2 separate regions of the Homo sapiens genome follow, and region 2 is linked to region 1. A link is a contact called in ENCODE Hi-C or POLR2A ChIA-PET data. All regions are on one chromosome and are shown on one strand. Each heading gives the region's core, a stretch centred on a gene start or an enhancer-like site at or near the end of the contact. The rest is flanking DNA. Distances are from core to core; before and after follow the strand shown. Region 1 has its middle 17 kb from the start of MAP4. Region 2 has its middle 77 kb from the start of CDC25A.

What was found. A loop is a pair of places that touch in the nucleus more often than their neighbours do. ChIA-PET counts read pairs that join two places held with the same protein, here RNA polymerase II (POLR2A). Pooled maps may share reads with other maps.
Region 2: a pooled map shows a loop between it and region 1 (4-fold over the local background). The contact joins two enhancer-like sites. A Hi-C loop is called at or near these places in 1 of 168 maps with a recorded cell type or tissue (endothelial cell of hepatic sinusoid), 2 of 37 single-sample maps with no recorded cell type and 3 of 50 pooled maps. POLR2A ChIA-PET finds 5 or more read pairs at or near these places in 6 of 52 experiments (AG04450, GM10248, H1 and 3 more).

The regions. Positions count from the first base shown.
Region 1 is chr3:48,029,897-48,037,372 of GRCh38, forward strand. It overlaps a transcript of MAP4 not described here. Among named protein-coding and RNA genes, the nearest start is that of MAP4, 17 kb to the left of the region's middle. Within about 2 kb of position 4,300, at least 4 of the 41 ENCODE cell types and tissues checked have a DNase peak (open chromatin) inside an H3K27ac peak, as active enhancers do.
Region 2 is chr3:48,107,569-48,114,443 of GRCh38, forward strand. No RefSeq gene overlaps it. Among named protein-coding and RNA genes, the nearest start is that of CDC25A, 77 kb to the right of the region's middle. RefSeq lists enhancers at 5,825-6,326, 6,327-6,826. Within about 2 kb of position 5,068, at least 4 of the 41 ENCODE cell types and tissues checked have a DNase peak (open chromatin) inside an H3K27ac peak, as active enhancers do.

The sequences.
Region 1 (7,476 bases), core at 3,050-5,549:
CTGAGGTAGGGAAATCGCTTGAACCCAGGAGGCAGAGGTTGCAGTGAGCCGAGATCCCTACTGCACAGAGCAACTGAGCAAGATTCCATCTCAAAAAAAAAAATATATATATATAATATATGTATTATATATTCATATGTAATATTATGTATTATATATTACATATTCACATGTAATATATATTATATATTTTATATATATGGCATTTCTGGCCAGGTGTGGTGGCTCACGTCTGTAATCCCACCACTTTGAAAGGCTGAGGTGGGAGGATCATCTAAGGCTAAGAATTTGATTTCAGTCTTGGCAACACAGTGAGACCCTGTCTCAATTAGAAAATAAAAAAAAATTTAAACACAGCATTTCCAGTCCTTTCAAACTCAGATGAAGTTTAATTAAAATCTTCAGGGGACACCCCAGTAAAGCAACAGCATACCTCACACCCAGATGCTGGTTTCTAATACCATTCTCTGATAAAGAAACCAAGACTCTTTGGAGAAATGACTAATTCTAGGACTGAGAACAAAATATTCAAGATGAGCCTGAAGTACCTTGTATTTCCAGAAAGTTAGGAAGTGCTAAAAATAAAAATAAAAAAAAAAAAACAACGATAGGGGTAAGTTGGCCGGACGAGGTGGCTCAGGCCTGTAATGCCAGCACTTTGGGAGGCCAAGGCAGGCAGATCACCTGAAGTCAGGAGTTCAAGACCAGCCTGACCAACATGATTAAAACCCGTCTCTATAAAAAACCCAAATATTAACCAGGCATGATGGTGGGTGCCTGTAATCCCAGCTACTCGGGAGGCTGAGACAGGAGAATTGCTTGAACCCAGGAAGTGTAGGTAGCACTGAGCCGAGATTGTACCACTGCACTCCAGCCTGGGCGACAGAGTAAGACTCCATCTCAAAAAAAAAAAAAAAAAAAAAAAAAAGATAGGGGTAACTCAATTACACAGGAGTCAACTAAAAAAGTTCCCAATGACCAAAGCTGGAACAATATAAACAATAGACTGAATAAATAAATGAGAGAGAATAAGCAAGTCTTCAGTGAAGAATTCCAAACAAGATACTCCACTTCCAAGAGGTAGAACATAACCCTTCATCCTTTACATGTGCATAGCACATAGTGACCTCCTTCTAAAGAGTACAATATGAAAATGGGAGGGGGGGGTAAGAGAAATATGACAAATACTACCTAAGCCAAGTGATCAAGACTAATATCAATAGTGATAAATCAGCTGGGTGCAATGGCTTACATCTGTAATCCCAGCACTTTGGCAGGCCAAGGCAGGAGGTTCACTTGAGGCCAGGAGTTCTGACACCAACTTAGGCAAGCAACATGGCGAAACCCCATCTCTATGAAAAATACAAAAATTAGGCTGGGTGCGGTGGCTCACACCTGTAATCCCAGCACTTTGGGAAGCCAAAGTAGGGGGATCTCAAGGTCAGGAGATTGAGATCATCCTGGCTAACATGGTGAAACCCTGTCTCTACTAAAAATACAAAAAGTTAGCTGGGTGTGGTGGCACATGCCTGTAGTCCCACCTACTTGGGAGGCCGAGGCAGGAGAATCACTTGAACCCAGGAGACGGAAGTTACAGTGAGCCAAGGTCGCGCCACTGCACTCCAGCCTGGGCGACAGAGCAAGACTCCATCTCAAAAAAAAACAAAAAAACAAAAAAATTAGCCAGGCATGGTGGTACGTGCCTGTAGTCCCAACTACCCGGGAGGCTGAGGTGGGAGGATCACTTGGGCCCTGGAGGCCAGGGTTGCGGTAAGCCACGATCGTGCCACTGCAACCCAGCCTGGGCAACAGAGCAAGACTCTTTCTCAAAAAAAAATTAGCTGGGCTTGGTGGCATGTGCCTATGGTCCCAGCTATTTGGGAAGCTGAGTTGAGAGGAAGCTTGAGTCGAGTCCAGGAGGTTCCAGTGAACTGTGATCACAGCACTGTACTCCAGCTTGAGTGATAAAGCAAAACACACACATACACACACACATACACACACACACACACACAGACATAAATCATGCTGACATGATTTGATAGTATGCACCCTTGATATAATGTGATAAGAGTGGCACTTTACCTCTGTGATCTTCCTTCTAAAAAGCATAACCTCTGTCTAATCATGAGAAAAAGATCAGACAACTCCCAACTGAAGGACACTCTACAAAATATCAGACCAGTACTCCTCAAAACTGTCAAAGTCATCAAAAACAAGGGAGGTGTAAGAAACTGTCATAGCCAAGAGAAAGCTAAGTATGATAACTAAACATAATGTGGTATCCTAGATGAGATCCTAGAACAGAAAAAGGTATTTAGGTAAAAATTAAGGAAATCTAAATAAACTATGAACTTTAGTTAATAATAATGTATGAAAATTGAGGTCAGGAGTTCGCGAGCGGCCTGGCCAACATGGTGAAACTGCATTTCTACTAAAAAAAAATAATAAAAAAATTAGATGGGCATGGTGGTGTGCGCCTGTAATCCCAGCTACTAGGGAGACTCAGGCAGGAGAATTACTTGAATCTCGGAGGCGGAGGTTGCAGTTAGCCCAAGATCGCACCACTACACTCCAGCCTGGGCAAGAGAGCAAGACTCCGTCTCAAAAAAAAAAAAATTAGCCAGGTGTGGTGGCAGGCACCTGTAATCCCAGCTACTCAGGAGGCTGAGGCAGGAGAATCGCTTGAACCCAGGAGACAGAGGTTGCAGTGAGCTGAGATTGTGGCACTGCACTCCAGCCTGGGTGACAGAGAAAGACTCCTTCTCAAAAACAAACAAAAACAAAAAATTCTAGTAATAACCATTATTTACTTCCAACTTAAATCTGATCCACGACCTAAAACTGCACTCTGAAATAATCTACAATTCCCCTGAGAAACTTAATAAATATAGACAAAAGTGTGTATATCAATTAACTTACAAGTCTCTAATCACTGCAAACTAGCTGACTCTCGTTAAAGCTTCAAATCTTAAAGTTCTACCACTGGTACTCTTAGAAGCTAACTTACCCTTGTTGATCACAGAGAGACAACAGTGACCAAGTCTAATAAAAGCTTATTCATGTACACAGAAACAAAACAAAGTAACTTGGTGATGTGCACATCTAATATTTCCAACCAAATCACAAAACTTTAGAAAGGGCATTTGAATCCAACCTCCTTATTTTAAAAGTGAGAAAAGTCCAAGGAGATTAACAAATATATTTGTTCAAAGTCATCCCTGAGTTCTCAACTAAAAGTAGAATTTCTTTTCTGTCCTATATCCCAAATCAGGAAGCAAGGGGAAAAGGTAGGAGGTATTATCATTCTGATCATCATTTCCTCTGCTAACTTAGAATGCTTTCGTTTCTCAGGGATAAAGAAGGTAAGTCCAGCTATATCTATGTATTGGAAATAGCATCACATAGCTCTCCTTTTTAAAATGGCATGCCCTCCTCATGTGGATTTTTATCTTCTATTTAACTATCAGTTATCGCACTATGCTTCTACAGTTAGTATCTATGATGTGAAAGTTGAAGCCCTGGTTAAAGCTTCTTAAATCTACCATTTTATTTTGTACAAACAGAAAAGTATATTAGTTTTCTTTCCAGCTGTCCTTAATTTTTTTAATTGAAGTGAAGTTTACATAACATACAATTAACCATTTTAAAGTACATTATGATTTCTCTCCAGTTTCAAACTGTCCTTAAGAATTTTTTTATTTTTATTTTTAATTTTTTTGAAACGGGAGTCTCGCTCTGTCACCCAGGCTTGAGTGCAGTGGTAGGATCTCAGCTCACTGCAACCTCCGCCTCCGAGGTTCAAGTGATTCTCCTGCCTCAGCCTCCAGAGTAGCTGGGATTATAGGTGCACGCCACCACAGCCAGCTAGTTTTTGTATTTTTAGTAAAGACGGATTTTTTCACTATGTTGGCCAGGCTGGTTTCGAACTCCTGATCCTAGGTGATCTGCCCGCCTCAACCTCCCAAAGTGCTGGGATTACAGGTGTAAGCCACCGTGTCCAGCCAAGAATTTTTAATTAAAGATGCACTAATCCAAATGTAGATGAGCTACTCAATTTTCAGTTAATTAATCACATCTGAAGATAATGATGGCCTATGCCCTCATATCAAGTGTATCCTGAGCCCTTTTATCATTCTAATCTCTTTCTACACGTGGCCAACCAGAGTGCATACATATTGTGCCAAGTACCTTTCACCTTTTTCTACATATCAGTAGTATTCTATTTCACAGAAAACTCACACTCCTGCCCTAAACATAACCACAGAGTTAGGCTTATTGTGTGGTTAGCCTATCTGGCATGCCTTTGTCTCACAAATGCTTAGAGGACATTTCACACTACTTAGAAAGGAATGATCTCATCCCACTGACCCAACAGCTAATTTTATCAAAAAGCTTTTTGTTAAAAGCTGTGATAACCCAGGAAACCAGATCTATTTTTACTTTTATGGCAAGGAAAAGGAACAGAGAAAACCATAAGGAAAAAACAGCTCACACATTGACCATTTAAAAAAATCACTTAGGGGCCCAGCACAGTGGCTCATACCTGTAATCCCAGCACTTTGGGAGCCCAAGACAGGTGAATTACTTGAGGTCAGGAGTTCGAGACCAGCCTGGCCAACATAGTGAAACCCCGTCTCTACTAAAAATACAAAAAAAGAGCTAAGCATTGTGGCACACACCTGTAATCCCAGCTACTTGGGAGTATGAGGCATGAGAATCGCTTGAACCTGGAGGGGGAGGTTGCAGTGAGCTGAGATCATGCCACCACACTCCACCCTGGGCGACAGAGAGAGACTCTGTATCCAAAAAATAAAAAATTTTTTTTCACTTAGGCCAGGTGCAGTGGCTCACACCTGTAATCCCAGCACTTTGTGAGGCTGAGGTGGGAGGATTGCTTGAGTCCAGGAGTTCAAGACCAGCCTAGGCAACATACTGAGACCTTGTCTCTACAAAATATACAAAAATTAGCCAGGCATGGTGGCACATGCCTGTAATCCCAGCTCCTTGGGAGGCTGAGGTGAAAGATTTGCTTGAGACCAGGAGGTTGAGTCTACAGTGAGCTGTGACTGCACCACTGCACTCCAGCCTGGGAGACAGAGAGTGAGACACTGTCAAAAAAAATAACTTATTCTACAGTTTTCCCCCTTTCTTTGGTGTCTGACTACAAGTGAACAAAAAGAAAAACTTTCAGAATTGTTTAATGCAAGAAAAAAATCATTATTTTAACAATTAAAAAGCAAACTTCATATTACAGTCCAAACACTAAACCTACCTTGGGTCTGATTTGTATGAAAAAAAAAAAAAAAAAAGGATTTCTCTCCAATAAGACCCCAAGAAATATACAAGTCTTCAGTGGGAGATGCAATATAATAAAATGACAAAATATTAAAATTGAAGAAGAAAAAGGAAAAAAAAAAAAGAAACTCCAACCCATATAAAAAAATAAGAACTAGACCAGATGCAGTGGCTGACACCTGCAATCCCAGCACTTTGGGAGGCCGATGAGGGAGGACTGCTTCAGCACAGGTGTTCCAGATCAGCCTGGGAAACATAGGGAGATCCCGTCTCAACAAAAAATTTAAAAATTAGCCAGGCATGGTGGTATGTGCCTGTGGTCCCAGCTACTCAGGAGGCTGAGGTGGGAGGATTGCTGGAACCCAGGAGGTTGAGGCTGCAGTGAGTCGTGATGGCACCACTGCACTCACTCAACAGAGTGAGATCCTGTCTCAATAGACTAAAAATAAAAATAAGAAGAGCCAGCTGGGCATTGTGGCTCACACTTGTAATCCCAGCACTTTGGGAGGCCAAGGCAGGAGGAGCACATGAGGTCAGGAGTTCGAGATCAGCCTGGCCAACATGATGAAACCCCGCCTCTACTAAAATTACAAAAATTAGCCAGGTGTGGTGGCACACACCTGTAATCCCAGCTACTCGGGAGGCTGAGGCATGAGAATTGCTTGAACCTGGGTGGTGGAGGTTGCAGTGAGCCGAGATCCCACCACTGCATTCCAGCCTGGGCGACAGAGCGAGACTCCATCCCCCCCTCTCAAAAAAAAACAGCAGTTATTGCAGACTTATATTCCAGAGACCATTCTAATCACTTTACATAAATTACTTTGCTTAATATGTTGAACAACTCTAGGACATAGATAACCCCATTTAAAATGAGGACACCAGGGCACTTAGAGGTTAAATAACTTGCCTAAGATTGCTCAGCTAGTAAAGTGGCACAACTCTTAATTTACTACCAAATATTGTCTCTCACAGCAATCTTTATAGCAAGCTCTATGCAAAGCAAAATGATCATTCAACAGACTGAAAAGTCAAAGGCTATGATAATAGCCTTTAACAATTGAACACTAGTTTAATTGTTTATAACGCTACCTCCCACCTTTTCCACCCACAGCCACCCAATCCCATCCAGGCTGGGTAACCAGTTAGCTCCCTTCACCAACACCACTACCGACCTGACCCTCAAATGTAACACGTGAAACTGCCACACATTAAGCATTCATCTCCTATTAACTTTATGCCTCCTGTTTTTTAATTCTTAAAAACAGTTGTTATTCATCATTTATCATATTTCTGTGTACTCAAAGTACATGAATGTGCCTTCTGTCTTCGTAGGTCCAAGGGGGCGCCTTCTTGATATCGTCATGTATAGAGCTATGGCCAAATGCTGTGACATAGGGTATGCCCCTCCAGACTCTTGACGAGGCTGTTCTTTCTATGTAAACAGTACCAGTCTCTGAGCTAAAACACTTAAGAAACACAAAATAGATCAAGAGCACTGTTTAGAGTGAATCTCCCTAAGTTTATATGTATCAATCAGTATGCATATGAAAACCAAATGAGTGAAGGCGGCTGATGTAAACAAAAGAGCCTGCAACAGGCAAACATAAGCAATGAAAGCTAATATAGTATCTTCTGGTGTGTAGACCAGCTGTCTGACTTTCTAATGGTGAATGTTAGCCTACAGTAAGATAAAACAAAAGATGACTATAAGGCTGAGAGATAAAGACTAAAATGAGGTTACTGGCTTACAGCCTGAAAAGTATTCTGAAGCCAAAAATCAGATACAGAATTTGGACCCCTATGAAATGCATAAGGCTCTCCCCAAATCTCAACTACACCTCCCTACCCTGTCATTGATTCTTAGTGGGTCAGAATACATTCAGTAAGAATACTAGCATCAACATGAAATAAAATCTAAAAAGGAAATAAACTCTAGTAAATAAAGTTCTGAGGAAAGTAAAAAAGGGTCCCTCCAAGAATAGGAAAAGCTGTCACAAGAGGTACAGAACCTCCCTTTAGCTCTTCATGTGCTGGATTGATCCTATATACTCAAAAGCTGCATCAGAATGAGTAACATATGAATAAGAGTGGATAAGAATACTAAATCAAAAATGATTTATATCAATTATTGTCCATCTTCAATACTAAAATAATTCTTTCACGCTTAATAATTAAAAT
Region 2 (6,875 bases), core at 3,818-6,317, 78 kb after region 1:
GCTCATTGGGAAGATCGATGGAAACAATTCTCATATTTTGCTAGGCCCACAGTGTGCTTAATGACAGATGCATATTATATAGAATATGGGGAAATTATTTTGTGCTTTAATTTTGTTTCATTTCAACAAATGTTTACTCAGAACCGATCATACAGTAAGCCATTGTGCTTGGAGCTGGAGACAAAATAAATCAGCCCCTAAAAGTTCACAATCCAGAGGAAGGAAAATACAAATTTAATTCCACTCCTAGGTATTTACCCAAGAGAAATAGAAACATATATCCACATAAAGATTTGTTAAGAATGATCATAGTAGTGGATCTCACTAAGATAGTAGTTTGGCAATTACCAGAAGCTAGGAAGCGTAGGCAAGAGGGGGAGATGAAGACAGGATGATTGATGGGTACAAAAGTACAGGTAGATAGAAGAAATAAGACCTAGTGTTCAATAAATAGTAGTATCAGTAGTGATTAAACAATAATCTATTGTATATTGTATATTTTTTATTTTTTATTTTATTTTTTGTTGTTGTTGTTGTTGTTGAGACAGAGTTTCACTCTTCTTGACCAGCATGGAGTGCAATGGCACGATCTCGGCTCACCGCAACCTCCGCCTCCCAGGTTCAAGCGATTCTCCTGCTTCAGCCTCCCGAGTAGCTTGGGACTGCAGGTGCATGCCACCACACCCGGCTAATTTTGTATTTTTAGTAGAAACAGGGTTTCACCGTGTTGGCCAGGCTGGTCTCGAACTCTGGACCTCAGGTGATCTGCCCACCTTAGCCTCCCAAAGTGCTGGGATTACAGGTATAAGCCACCGTGCCCGGCCTGTTGTATATTTTTAAATACCAAGTACAGAATAATTGGAATGTTCCCAGCATAAAGAAAAGATAAATGTTTAAGGTGATGAATTTACCAATTACCCTGACTTGATTATTACACATTATTTGAACACATCAAAACATCACATGTGGCCAGGCACGGTGGCTCACCTCTGTAATCTCAGCACCCAGGCCGAGGTGGGCGGATCACTTGAGGTCAGGAGTTCGAGACCATCCTGGCCAACATGGTGAAACCCCATCTCTACAAAAAATAAAAAAATTAGCTGGGCGTAATGGCGCATGCCTATAATCCCAGCTATCCAGAGGCTGAGGCACAAGAATCGCTTGAACCCAGGAGGTGGAGATTGACGTGGGCCGAGATCTCGCCACTGCGCTCCAGGCTAGCGACACAGCAAGACTCCATCTCAGTAAATAAATAAATAAGTAGTGCCAGGCGCGGTGGCTCATGCCTGTAATCCCAGCACTTTGGGAGGCTGAAGCGGGTGGATCACTTGAGGTCAGGAAGTCGAGACCAGCCTGGCCAACATGGGAAAACCCCGTCTCTACTAAAAATACAAAAATTAGCCTGGCATGGTGGTGTGCGCCTTTAATCCCAGATACTCAGGAGGCTAAAGCCGGAGAATCACTTGAACCCAGGAGGTGGAGGTTGCAGTGAGCCAAGATGGCACACCTGCACTCCAGACTAGGCAACATAGTGAGACTCCATCTCAAATAAATAAATAATTTATAGTAAATAAATTAGTTGGCACAGAGTTGGGCACCTGTAGTCCCAGCTACTCGAGAGATTGAATCAAGAGGATCACTTGAGTCCTGGAGTTTGAGGCTGCAGTAAGCTATGATCACACCACTACACTCCAGCCTGGGTGATGACAGAGCAAGACCCTGTTTCAAAAAAAATAAAATTTAGGCCAGGCACGGTGGCTCACGCCTGTAATCCCAGCACTTTGGGAGGCCGAGGTGAGTGGATCACAAGATCAGGAGTTTGAGACCAGCCTGGCCAATGTGGTGAAACCCATCTCTACTAAAAATACAAAAGTATTAGCCAGGTGTGGTGGCAGCCACCTGTAGTCCCAGCTACTCGGGAGGTTGAGGCAGGAGAATTGCTTGAATGCAGGAGAATCACTTGAACGCAGAGGCAGAGGTTGCAGTGAGCCAAGATGGCGCCACTGCACTCCAGCCTGGGCGACGGAGCAAGACTGTCTCAAAAAAAAAATAAATAAATAAAAAATAAATAAAATTTTGAAAAACAATGCTTATAGCAACTTTATTCTTTTTTTTTTTTGAGATGGAGTCTCACTCTGTCACCCAGGCTAAAGTACACAATCTTGGCTGACTGCAACCTCTGCCTCCCCGGTTTAAGCGATTCACCTGCCTCAGCCTCCTGAGTAGCTGGGATTACAGTAGCATGCCACCATGCTAATTTTTGTATTTTTGTACAGACGGGGTTTCACCATATTAGCCAGGCGTGAGCCACTGCGCCCATCCACAACTTTATTCTTAATAGCCACAAACTGGAAACATGATACTGTGAAATATACACAGTCATGCAACGTTTTGGTCAACAAGCTGCATATATGACAGTGGTCCCATAAGATATACAGATAGATTAATAGATAGATAGATAATTGGTTTTTTTCCTAGAGAGGGTGTCTCATTATGTTGCCCAGGCTGGTCTTGAACCCCTGGTTCAAGTGCTTCTCCCACCTCTACCTCCTAAAGTGCTGGGATTACAAGGTGTGAGCCACTTAGCCCTACCCTATAAGATTATAATACTGCATTTTTGGCCAGGCACGGTGGCTTAAGCCTATAATCCCAGCACTTTGGGAGGCCAAGGCAGGTGAATCGCTTGAGGTCAGGAGTTCGAGACCAGTCTGGCCAAGATGGTGAAACCCTGTCTCTACTAAAAATACAAAAATTAGCTGGGCATGACTGCAGCTGCCTATAATCCCAGCTACTTGGAAAACTGAGGCACGAGAATTACTTGAACCCAGGAGGTGGAGGTTGCAGTGAGCTGAGATTGTGCCACTGCACTCCAGCCTGGAATAGAGCGAGACTCAGTCTCAAAAAAAAAAAAAGATTATAATACTATATTTTTACTGTACCTTTTCTATGTTTAGATATGTTTAGATACATAAATATTTACCAGGTGTTACAATTGCCTATAGTATTCAGTGCAGTAACACGCTGTACAGGTTTGTGGTGTAGGAGCAACAGGCTACATCCTGTACCCTGGGTATTCTAGGTATTTAGTAGGCTGTATCATCTAGGTATGTGTAAGTACACTCTATGGTGTTCGCACAATGATGAAATCACTTAGTGATGCATTTCTTAGAACACATCCCTCTTGTTAAGCTAAGTAAAACTGTATTTGGTCTTTATCCCACTTTTCTGGCATACAACTCCTAAAATTATTGGAATTCAGAGTGGTATCTTTTGTACACTATTAAGTTGCCTGGTGGCTGGCAGCCCCTAGGTAGCTTCAGGATGGGGGCTAGTAACAGCGAAGACCAAGGCAGATTAGAGGGTTGTAACTTTTCAGCACCACTCCCCAACCTCCTGGGAGAGGAGAGAGGCTGACAGTTAAGTCGATCACCAATGGTTAATTATTTAATCAACCATGCCTATGTAATGAAGTCTCCATTAAAAATCCAAATGAGGCCAGGCACAGTGGCTCACACCTGTAATCCTAGCGCTTTGAGAGGCAGAGATGGGCAGATCACTAGAGCCCAGACATTCAAGACCAGCCTGGGCAACATGACGAGACCATCTCTCTACAAAAAAAATAAATACAAAAAAAATTAGGCTGGGTGCAGTGGCTCACGCCTGTAATCCCAACACTTTGGGAGGCCAAGGAGGGTAGATCACCTGAGGTCAGGAGTTCGAGACCAGCCTGGTCAACATGGTGAAACCCCATCTCTACTGAAAATATGAAAAATAGCCAGGCGTGGTGGTGCATGCCTATAATCCCAGCTATTCAGGATACTAAACCTTCAACATATGGGATCTGACTCTATCTCTGGGTAGATAGTGCCAGAATTAAACTGAATTGGAGGACATATAGCTGGTGTCCACAGCTGAAGGACTACTTGCTTGGTGTGGGGGGAAAAACTCCCGTACACTGGTCACAGAAGTATTGTTGACTGCTGAGTAAGAGAATAGGAAAAATCACTTGGTTGTTTTTTTTTGTTCCTCCACCTATAATGTCATGTTTGGTGTCAGAAGTGGGATTTACTACACCAGCCCTGCTCATGGAAACATGTAGTTTGGGAAGAAAAAGGATAAAGGGTGGGAGGTGAGGAACTTTTGATTCCTGGGTGGCCGTGTGGTCCCCCATGGTACGAAGTATCAGCTGTGCTACAATCAGTTACAAAAGGTAAAAGTTACCAATAAAATTTAGAGATGGATCCAACTCCCAGGGAGTAGGTTTACCAAATGGATAAAGAAATGCAAACTAGGCTGGGTGCAGTGACTCACGCCTGTAATCCCAGCACTTTGGGAGGCCGAGGCGGGAGAATCACTTGAGGTCAGGATTTCCTCAACACCAGCCTGGGTGACATGGTGAAACCCTGTCTCTAATAAAAATACAAAAATTAGGTCGGGCACGATGGCTCATGCCTGTAATCCCAGCACTTTGGGAGGCTTCAGCAGGCAGATCACCTGAGGCCAGGAGTTTGAGACTAGCCTGACCAACATGGAGAAACCCCAACCCTACTAAAAATACAAAGTTAGCCAGGCGTAGTGGCATGCGCCTGTAATCCCAGGTACTCAGGAGGCTGAGGCAGGAGAATCGCTTGAACCCAGGAGGTGGAGGTTGCGGTGAGCCGAGATTGCACCATTGCACTCCAGCCTGGGCAACAAGAGCAAAACTCTGTCTCAAAACAATGACAACAACAACAACAAAAATACAAAAATTAGCTGGGCATGGTGGTGCGGGCCTGTAGTCCCAGCTACTTGGGAGGCTAAGGTGGGAGGATCACTTAAGCCTGGGAGGTGGAGATTGAAGTGAGCCTAGATTGCACCACTGCACTCCAGCCTGGGTGACAGAATGAGACCATGTCTCAAAACAACAAAAAAGAAATGCAAACTAATAAGAAAAAAACACAAAATTTCAATTCCTTGTTTACTGTTATATATAATAGCTAAAAATGAAAGTAAAAGGGAGTTCTGGGTCAATCTTGATGCTAGACTAAGTTTAGCTTTCAGTTAGTCTGAGCTTTGGCCACAAGCCACAAAGCCTCCCCCAGAAGGGAAAAATTATAGAGAGACAACAGAAAGTACCTCTAAGACCTGTGGTTACCAAAAAGGCAGTCAATGCGGGGAAGCAGCAAAACCAAGATACTGTGAAAACTAGAGGGATAGTATGAAGGAAGCGTTTCATTTTGCAGATTGGTATCATCAGGCTCCTGAGGAGGCTTTACTAAAATGGATTTTGAGAGCAACAAATTTAGGAGCAGTATCTTTGGTTTGAAGTGCTGCAGAGTGAAAGAGCATGTTTGGGTTGATACAGGACCCACAGCTCACTATGGAACAATCACAGATAGCTCTACGACACACAGACACATAGGAGGTTATTCCCAAGGGAACAGCCAGCCTGATGGACTGGATAAAAGCCATGGTAAGGTCTGTTTACCCTGCAAAGGGGGACTGCCTGGCTCCACCTACAAATGCCAAATAGAACACTCAGATGAAGCAGCTGATATACTTCATATGCAAGCCATATGGGACTGGCTTTAGGATAAATGACATATTCACTCACTTAATATTGCCAAGAACCCTTTAATGGGAACCCCAGCCCCCTAAAATAACTATATTGCTGCAAAAGGGAAAGACAATTCGGGAAGCCTTATCAAATGTACTGTCTCAGATTCCCCTCACGAGTCTTTCAGATGCTAATAAAAACACTACGTTAGCCATTGTTTCGGACAAAGCTCCTGCACTAGGCCCCAAAAGACCAGACTAAAAACTAAAATGGGCCGGGCAAGGTGGCTAACGTCTGTAATCCCATCACTTTGGGAGGCTGAGGCTGGCGGATCACCTGAGGTTAGCCGGGCATGGTGGCGGACACCTGTAGTCCCAGCTACTCGGGAAGCTGAGACAGGAGAATTGCTTGAACCCGGGAGGTGGAGGTTGCAGTGAGCCGACACTGCGCCACTGCACTCCATCCTGGGCAACAAAAGTGAGACTCTGTCTCAAAAAAAAAAAAAAGGAAAAAACTAAAATAGAATTACTCATGCTAAAATTATATGTTAAGAAACCAAGCTGTTTACCTGACCTTCTGAGAAATCAGAAGAATGAGAGATAATAGCCAAATTCCAAAACAGGCCAGTTTTATGTAACATGATGATGAAGTTCCCTCTGTGTGTGTTTTTTGTTTTTTTTTTTTTTTAGACAGAGCCTCGCTCTGTTGCCCAGGCTGGAGTGCAGTGGCGCGATCTCAGCTCACTGGAACCCCTTCCTCCCAAATTCAAGCTATTCTCGTGCCTCAGCCTCCTGAGTAGCTGGGGCTACAGGCACGTGCCACCATGCCCAGCTAATTTTTTGTATTTTTAGTAAAGACAGGGTTTCACCATGTTGGCTAGGCTGGTCTTGAACTCCTGACCTCGTGATCCACCCACTTCGGCCTCCCAAAGTGCCGGGATTACAGGCGTGAGCCACCACACCCAGCCCCACAACTCCTTAGCTTAACATGGAGACTCCCTTCTATTGATTTCTGGTCTTTAGATAAACTCTCAAACTCTTTTAACCAATGGCAAATCAGAGACTCTTTGAAGTCCATTTATGACCTAGACTTGGAAACACCCGCCACTTGAAGATGTCCTGCCTTTCCAGACCAAACCAATGTACATCTTACATGTATTGATTGATGTCTTCTGTCTCCCTAAAATGTATAAAACCAGTCTGTAGGCCGGACGCGGTGGCTCACGCCTGTAATCCCAGCACTTTGGGAGGCCGAGGTGGGCGGATCACGAGGTCAGGAGATCGAGATCACCCTGGTTAACACGGTGAAACCCTGTCTCTACTAAAAAAATACAAAAAAT